Regions from separate parts of the Mus musculus genome. Here region 2 is linked to region 1. A link is a contact called in ENCODE POLR2A ChIA-PET data. All regions are on one chromosome and are shown on one strand. Each heading gives the region's core, a stretch centred on a gene start or an enhancer-like site at or near the end of the contact. The rest is flanking DNA. Distances are from core to core; before and after follow the strand shown. Region 1 holds the start of Ubxn7 (UBX domain protein 7). Region 2 holds the start of Fbxo45 (F-box protein 45).

The links. ChIA-PET counts read pairs that join two places held with the same protein, here RNA polymerase II (POLR2A).
Region 2: POLR2A ChIA-PET joins it to region 1 with 10 read pairs in Patski. The contact joins the promoter of Fbxo45 here to the promoter of Ubxn7 in region 1. POLR2A ChIA-PET finds 5 or more read pairs at or near these places in 2 of 5 experiments (Patski and embryonic stem cell).

The regions. Positions count from the first base shown.
Region 1 is chr16:32,330,375-32,334,422 of GRCm38, reverse strand. It overlaps Ubxn7 (UBX domain protein 7), which reads right to left and starts at 2,171. Exons shown (of 11, transcript NM_177633.4): 1 at 2,063-2,171. The coding sequence starts at 2,135.
Region 2 is chr16:32,244,919-32,248,966 of GRCm38, reverse strand. Fbxo45 (F-box protein 45) reads left to right here and starts at 1,942. Exons shown (of 3, transcript NM_173439.2): 1 at 1,942-2,473. The coding sequence starts at 2,156. It overlaps Wdr53 (WD repeat domain 53), which reads right to left and starts at 1,740. Exons shown (of 3, transcript NM_001185162.1): 1 at 1,700-1,740.

The DNA.
Region 1 (4,048 bases), core at 922-3,421:
TCAATCTGATCCAGCAACACAGAGGACTAGGCCAAAAACAAGATGTATAGACTAAACTGGCAAACAAATTAGTATTAAATTTATTTCAAGGCATTTTGGGTCCTGAGTATATATTTTGAAAATGTTGCATAAGAAATAATGTGAGAGCTGGGCATGGTGGCACGCCTTAATCCCAGCACTCGGGAGGCAGAGGCAGGCAGATTTCTGAGTTTGAGGCCAGCCTGGATTTCAAAGTGAGTTCCAGGACAGCCAGGGCTATACAGAGAAACCCTGTCTCAAAAAAACCAAAAAAGAAAAAAGAAAAGAAAAGAAAAAAAAAAAAAAGAAGAAGAAGAAGAAATAATGTGAGATTAAAACAATTGAGTTTCCAATTCACAGATGAAAATAAAGTAATAGTAACTTGCCCAAAAATCCTAAGGTTAAATAGTAAGACCTTAAACTATATTTATAAAATCCAAAGAAAGATTAATATTTCTCTGTGTGACTCACTAGATTTTTTTTTTTTTTTTAGGCAAGCAATGTAGCAGTATTAACTTGTATACACAGAAATCTAGTTTCTTTCCATAATGTTGGTTTGGTAAGGCACTGGGAAATCCACATGTTATTATAAATAAAATAACCCCACCACAAAGCTTAACAACATTTCAGTTATCTTACTTTTCACCTCAATTTTATTACAAATCTTGTTTTACCAGCTTTGACATATTTCATGTGACAAGACAGAAAACAACGCATCAGCCACTTAATTATCGTTGCCGAACAAAAAATAAAACTAGCTTCAATTATAAAACTGCAAATAGCATGTATTGGTTAAAATAAAGATCTTACACGTCAGACTCAAGAACACAAACTAGAAAAAAAGAACACAAACTAGAAATATTCTCCGCATCAAACAAATTATTATCAAAGAAAGGATAGTCCTGTTGAGAGGGGGAACTAACTTTCTGACCTCTTTTCAAAATGACAAACTAGAACAGCAAAATCACACTCAGGCACATGGAGTACTGTTCTCTCAAATCACTCCACAGAGAACTTCATCATTTGCTCCGCCCTCTAATAACTCATGCAAAAAAAGTTCAGCACCATCGGAGAGAAACAAGACATAGCGCATTCACAGAATGGCTTAAAGTCTTTCCTCCCGGCGGGTAAGAGAACCTGCGTTTGCCCTTCGTCGGGGTCCGAAGGGAAAGAGAAACCTAGGCCTAAGGTTTCACGGATACTGACACCTAGAAACAGATTTCTCTGCAAGAAGTTTCTGCCGCCATCCCCATTTTATCAGCAAAGACTCGGGCGCCATCGTCTCGATGTTTGGTTTTATTATGAGGAGGTGGGAAAGGCCACCCAGGATTACTTTAGGCCTCACACACACACTAAGCTCAGGGTTCCCCCCCCCCCTATTCCTATGTGAAACCCTCGGTCCCTAAGGTGCCCCTCCGCACCCCTTGTTCCCGGCGGCAAGTCCCCCGGGATGTGTGAAGGCGCAGCAGAACCCACCCGCCTCACCGTTAAAGCGAGACGGCCCTCACACGGCAGGGCCACCGCCAAGGCTCCGGGGGGGCCCAGCGAGGGGAAGGGTAGGCCGGGGCCGAGGGACAGGGACGATGACCTGGCCGGGAAGAGAGGATGGCATGGGGGGAACGGACTGCACCGCCTGGTCCGCGGGCAGCACGATACCGAGAGGAGGTGATGAGGGAGGAAGAGGGCGGTGGCCCGGGTGCGGCCCCCTACTCCTCCGGCCCGCAGGTCCCGGGCCCCTGGCACCGCGGGCTCGGCCCATCCCCTGTACTGGACCGGCTGGGGGCGTGGGGGGCCTGTCTGGGAATAAGGGGAGACCGAATCCAGGGACTGAGGGGCACGCGCGGGGTGGGGGCGGGGGAAACCTGCCTCCCGCCTGAACCGCAGACCCCGGCCGCCGCCGCCGTCGTCGCCTGTGCCTCAGGAGAGGGCAGGAGCTGAGGGGAGAGCCCGAGTGAGGAATGCACCAAGGTGAGGCGAAGCCCGGGACAGCCCCGACAGCCTCCCCGTAGCCGACTCTTCACCTTCCCGTAACCGCGTCTCTTACCGGTGATGGCGGTGAACTGCTGGATTAACCCCTTCAGCGCCGACGACGCCGCGGAGCCCCCGTGGGCAGCCATCTTACCGCCGCCGCCGCCGCCGCGGAACAACAACACAGACACACACGGGGCTCCCTCCCCCACTCCGCGGCGTGCTGTGCGCAGGCGCACTGGCAGGCCCGAAGCTCCGCCCTCTCCCTGTCTGTGCGCGTTTTGCGCAGGCGTACTCTCCGCGAGCCGCCGCTTTGGTTTGAAGCCTGTGCTGCTGGCTGGTAGCTATTCTTTGAAACATTTGGTGCCTTCTCTGAATTCCGGAGATATCCTCCTAAGTACCGCATTGAATCCCAACATCCCAAAGAATCTTCAGACCTGAAATACCAAACTCTTGATGAAACGCTCAGGGTTTCACATAAAGTAGGTATTTTGTTTGGTTTTATGTGACGTTTCTTAAATTCTAAAGTGTAAGTTAATAGCTTAGTAAAAAATGAACCAGTCTATAGTAGACTTTAGTAAATGATTGTTCGCTCTGTTTTTCTTCAACAAATGTCTCAGTATATCTCCCCCCAGGCTCATTCTTACTTTCTAAAGATATTAAATCGGGAGGTTTTTTGGGGGGGGAGTTGTTTTTTATCCTTAAACAAAGATATATGCAGATACAGTAAATAAAATAAAGAGAACACTGGAAAGTGGTCCTGAAAACACCGATAATAGTTACAACTAAAAAAGAACTTGATGAGCCGGGCAGTGGTGGCACATTCCTTTAATCCCAGCACTTGGGAGACTGAGGCAGGCGGATTTCTGAGTTTGAGGCCAGCTTGGTCTACAGAATGACAAGGACAGCCAGGGCTACACAGAAAAACTCTGTCTCGAAAAAAAAACATGATGAAAGGGGCATTAGGAGGGCTGATGAGATGACTCGGCAGTTGAGAGCACTGACTGCTCTTCCCAAGGTCCTCAGTTCAAATCCCAGCAACTACATGGTGGCTCACAACCATCCGTAATGAGGTCTGATGCCCTTTTCTAGAATGTCTGAAGACAGCTACAGTGTACTTACATTTAAATAAATAAATCTTTAAAAAAACAAAAGAAAGAAAAAAGAAAGGGGCATTTAGCTTAGTTTTCATACTTTATTTTTAAATAAGGTAATAGTGTGTAACTTGCACAATTCTAAATACTTATTGCATTGCTGGTGTGTCAACTTGACACAAGCTAGAGTCGTGAGAGAAAAAGGAGCCTCAGGGGAGGAAAAGCCTCCATGAGATCCAGCTGTATTTTCTCAGTGAGTGACCAGTGAAAGTGGGCCCGCCTATGGGCGGTGCCATGCCTGGACTGGTGGTCCCTGCTTTTATAAGCAAGCAGGCTAGCACACCATGGGAAGCAAACCAGTTAACAGCACCCCTCCATGGCCTCTACCTCAGCTCCTGCCTCCAGGTTCCTGCCCTGTTTTTTCAGTGGTTAACAGCAATGTAGAAGTATAAGCCAAATAAACCCTTTCCTCCCCAACTTGCTTTATGGCCAAGGTGTTTCATGACAACAATAGAAATCCTGACCAATTTCAGTTATTTAGGATAGTTTTTATTTATACTTTGATGGTTTCATATATGTTTATCGGGTATCTTGATCATATCCACCTCTACCTCCTTACTCATTTTCCCCTGGACATTCTTACACATCCCTCCCACTTTCACGTGCCCCCACCCCCACATCAACTCCATTGAGCCTAATCCATGAATGCTACCTCCTGGATGGCTGCCTCTTACCAGCTTGATCTTGGGTGGGTAACCGTAACTGCAGTGAGTTCTTGAGTGTAGCAGCCTTGCCATGTCCTAGAGACAGCCCCTCTCCCATCCTCCGACTCTTATGTTCTCTCTGCCCTCTCCTTGTCTTTCCCTGAGCCTTGATGAGGTTAACATAGATGCCACAGTTAGGGCTGAGCACTCAATAGTCACTTTCAGTTCTTGACCAGTTTCTTTTTTTTTTTCTTTCTTTCTTTC
Region 2 (4,048 bases), core at 693-3,192, 85 kb after region 1:
TTGATAACTGGATTATCTCTACCTTTATGTTTTTTTTTCAGTGTTTTTTTCAGCCATACCTTTATTCATTAATTTCTACTATCTATATGTACAAGCCTGGGGGATAGGGGAGAAAGCGAGTGTGATCAGAAACTGTCTGAATCTGTCTTCTTGCCCAGTTTGGTCCCAGCCTCATGGCTCATGTGATCCTCTCACCTGAGGCTCCTAAGTAGCTGGAGCTATAGACTCTTTGTACCATGGTGCTCTGCCTATGCCTTTCAATCTAACCATTCTCTATAGTTCTTTACTTTCTTTTCAGAGCCACAAAATTTAAAGGAAATGTAACTGTCATTCAGACAAAATTTGGTTCAACATTCAGGAGCCATGAAGAGAGAGGCCATTATTATAATGTGTGAGTCAACGCTCCTTCATAGCTTTGGACTAAAGTTAGTCCTGATGTGGAGAAACTAAGTGACAACCAAAACAACCAGAAGACTGTGGCATTAGCATGACCACAACAGACAAGAATTTGGGTTACTTGGTGCAAGACATCTTGAGGAAGGGATTAGCAAATCATAAGCATGTAATTATACCAGGGTAGGGAAGCAGCTGCTGTTCATTTGTTTTTACTAAAAACCAGGAAGTTAATTACACATAGGTGGATCTCAGGCAAGGTTTACTACATAAAAATTGCATGACACTGGACTTGATGCCTGAGTCTGTGAGCCCTATTATTATAATAATCACTTCATAGAGCTGCGTTGAGAATTATATATAAAAAAAAGTCAGATTAAAAGATCTCATCTATGCCTGGCTCACACTGTAGTTCTTTTACTTTATTTTATGTGTATAGCATGTATGTGTGTACAGCTCAGTCATTCCCGAAGCCAGAAGAGGGTTTGGCTCCCCTTGAACTTAAGCTACAACTCAGGTTAAGCCTTGAGCACCCATATGGGTGCTAGGAACGAACCTAGGTCCTCTACAAGAGCAGAAAGTGCTCTTAACTGCTCAGCCATCACTCCAGTCTCTATTATTCTTTTTCTAAATGCTCTTTAAAATAGCATAACTAAATAATGCTAGGTTCTTTTCCTCCCAGGAAATCATCTTTATGTTTCCACCTTACCTCATTCTAGGGATTAACAAATTACCAAACAAAACAAAACAAAAAAACCCAACAACAACACGTTTTTCTTAATCTTTTTACTACTACTTTTTACTGAACACACTATATTTTGTCCAAAAAGATTGTGACACTTAGTATTCAAATGACACTTTGAGATTACCTACACTTGTTTATTTAATCTCAAATATAATAAAACCTGCGTATTTACGAGGGTTGCTCAGGTTTAGCCACCTTACTTTGAGAATGGGTTCTGGTGAGTCCCCTACGGCGCTAGCCAGGAAAAGAAGATGTCAATTTCTCAAGGTAAAAAAAAATAAAATATAATAAAATGGATCTAACCTGACCACGACAAGAGGTCCTCAACTGCGCAAAGGGAAAGGAAATTGATCCAAGCGACCTGAAGGTGAAGGATCTAAGAATTGGCTAGCAAAAAAGGGAAGTGTCGTGAACAAAGTTAGAGAGGGAGCAGAAACCAAGTGAGACGGGAAACTCCGTAGGAAGAGAGGCCAAGGAGAGCCGAGTCAAGGCCATTAGAGGAAAAACAGAAAAAAAGCACTTGCGAACAGATCCGAACCCCGCTGGCCAACAGCCTCATACCTGGGCTTCCCGTTCCCGGTGGCGCCGAGCGATGACCTCACACGCAGCATCCAATCCCATCAAGCTTTAGGGAGCGAGGCGCCTCTGCCGAACAGTCACTTCCGGGCAGAGAGGCGCGGCGGGCGAGCTGGGCGTGCGCCCTTGCTTCTTGCCCTCAACTCGCATGGCGGATCCCGGGGCGCGTCGCGGGCAGGCCGGGCGAGGCGGGCGGTTCCGGCGCCCGCGCTGAGCGGCTCCGAGGGGCGGGAACCCGAGCGGCTCGCGCCATCTGCCCTCAGTGAGGCGGGGCGCGCAGCGGACGCCCCGGGGCAGGGGCGGGAGCGGTGGAGGCGCGAGCGGCTGGCGCTGAAAGGGGCGGTGAGCGAGCCGCTCGCGGCTGTAGGCGAGGCTTGGCCTCCCGCGCCGAGACGGGGCGAAGCGGCGGCGGCGGCGGCCCTCGGGCCGGCTGGTGAGGCGATGGCGGCGCCGGGCCCGGGGGCTGGGGCAGCCTCGGGCGGCGCTAGTGGTGGCGGCGCCGGTGCCGGCGGCGGCGCCAGCGCGGGCTCGGGGTCCTCCGGGGTCGGCGGCCGGTTGCCCAGCCGGGTGCTGGAGTTGGTGTTCTCCTACCTGGAGCTGTCCGAGCTGCGGAGCTGCGCCCTGGTTTGCAAGCACTGGTACCGCTGCCTCCACGGCGACGAGAACAGCGAGGTGTGGCGGAGCCTGTGCGCCCGCAGCCTAGCAGAAGAGGCTCTGCGCACGGACATCCTCTGCAACCTGCCCAGCTACAAGGCCAAGGTGAGGGAATCCCGGGGCCACGTCGAAGCTCGGCTCCTCTCCCGCCCGCCGCTCTCGGGGTTTATCTTCAAAGCTTGAGTCAGAGGTTTCACCTCAGCATCCCGCCTTCCCACGGCTTCAGCCAGTCAGGACCACTCTCACCCCTCCTCTCCATAACGATCTTTTCTTTGGATTGAAGTTCTGCTTCGTAATCCACCTCACTTTTTAAAATACTAGGTGGTTTCCCATCATTCATTTTCAGCAGTCTTTCTACTTTCGACAGTCTTTGCTCTTAAAGACAGATCACCAGCCGATACTCATGAGCATGTATTTTTTCTGGCCTCCAAGTAGACTTAAGGCATTAGTTCGTCGATGTCGCTTTAAAATAGGTCTAGTTGCTGGGATCTTTTGCGTTCACTACCCCTTTTCCTAGCTCTGATTAACAAGAACATTATTTTCACCCACGTTCTCTTAGGGCCACAATATTTCACGATTCCAAGTGATGATAAGACTAGGCATCCTGCTAATTAACTTGTAAGAAAGAGACTTTACTATTACTTCCTCTCATTGGCACCATATAACTCATCACACTGCCTTGTCCTGCTGTGATTGATAACTTTTTCATAGTTCTACTCAGGTGATGGCTCTTCTGGCATCTAATATGTTGATTCCTGTTTTGCTGGTTTTGTTGTTGTTGTTGTTCTCGCTTCTTGTGCTTTCATAACAAAATTAAAATGCTAACAAACAGGTCATGGCAAGACCAAGTATTCTCCAGCCCAAACAAACAAACAAAAGGCCTTGGGTTAAGCTCACATAGATAGATGGTAGCTCTTCAGGAGAGCAGTCATCAAAGGCATATGAAGCCGGTGTGATGGTGCATTCCTTTAATCCCTGCACGCCACAGGCAGGTGCATCTCTGAGTTCAAGGCCAGCTTGGTCTGCCTAGTGAGTTCTAGGACAGCCAGGGCTGTATAAAATGAGAGATGATAAAGTCTGACCTGGAATGTGGTAAACACTCTTTTTTTAATGCTAAATTGACAGTGAGTGTCTAAGTCATTTTTAAATGTGAAATAAATCCACTATTTCTTTTAATATACATGTATTATTGTAAATATGTGTATACACTTATGTCTGTTTTTGGAGACAGGGTCTCAATGTGTAGTTCAGGATGGTCTCCAACTTGCCAACTTTCTGTCTGTTCCTTCAGAGTGCTGGGATTATAAGATGGGTCACAGCTACTGGTATATTCTTTTATATTAAAACAAGTTTTGGTGTGATAAGAGAAGGAACACTGCTGTTGAACATGTCAATTATCAGATAGTCTTTCTTTTTTTCTGAGACAGGGTCACAATATTCAGCTCACAAGTTCTGAGTCTAAAAGTGCCACCACTCCTGGCAAAAAAATTTGCATTTTTGTATTTGATAAAAATACACATGGGTGCGCACGCACACACACACACACACACACACGCACACGAAGAATACCAGTGCCCACAGAGTCTAGAATAGAGTGCCAACTCCTGTAGCTGGAGTTACAGATGCATGTGACCCCCTGCAACATATATCCACCCCCCCAACACTGGGATTGAATTCTGG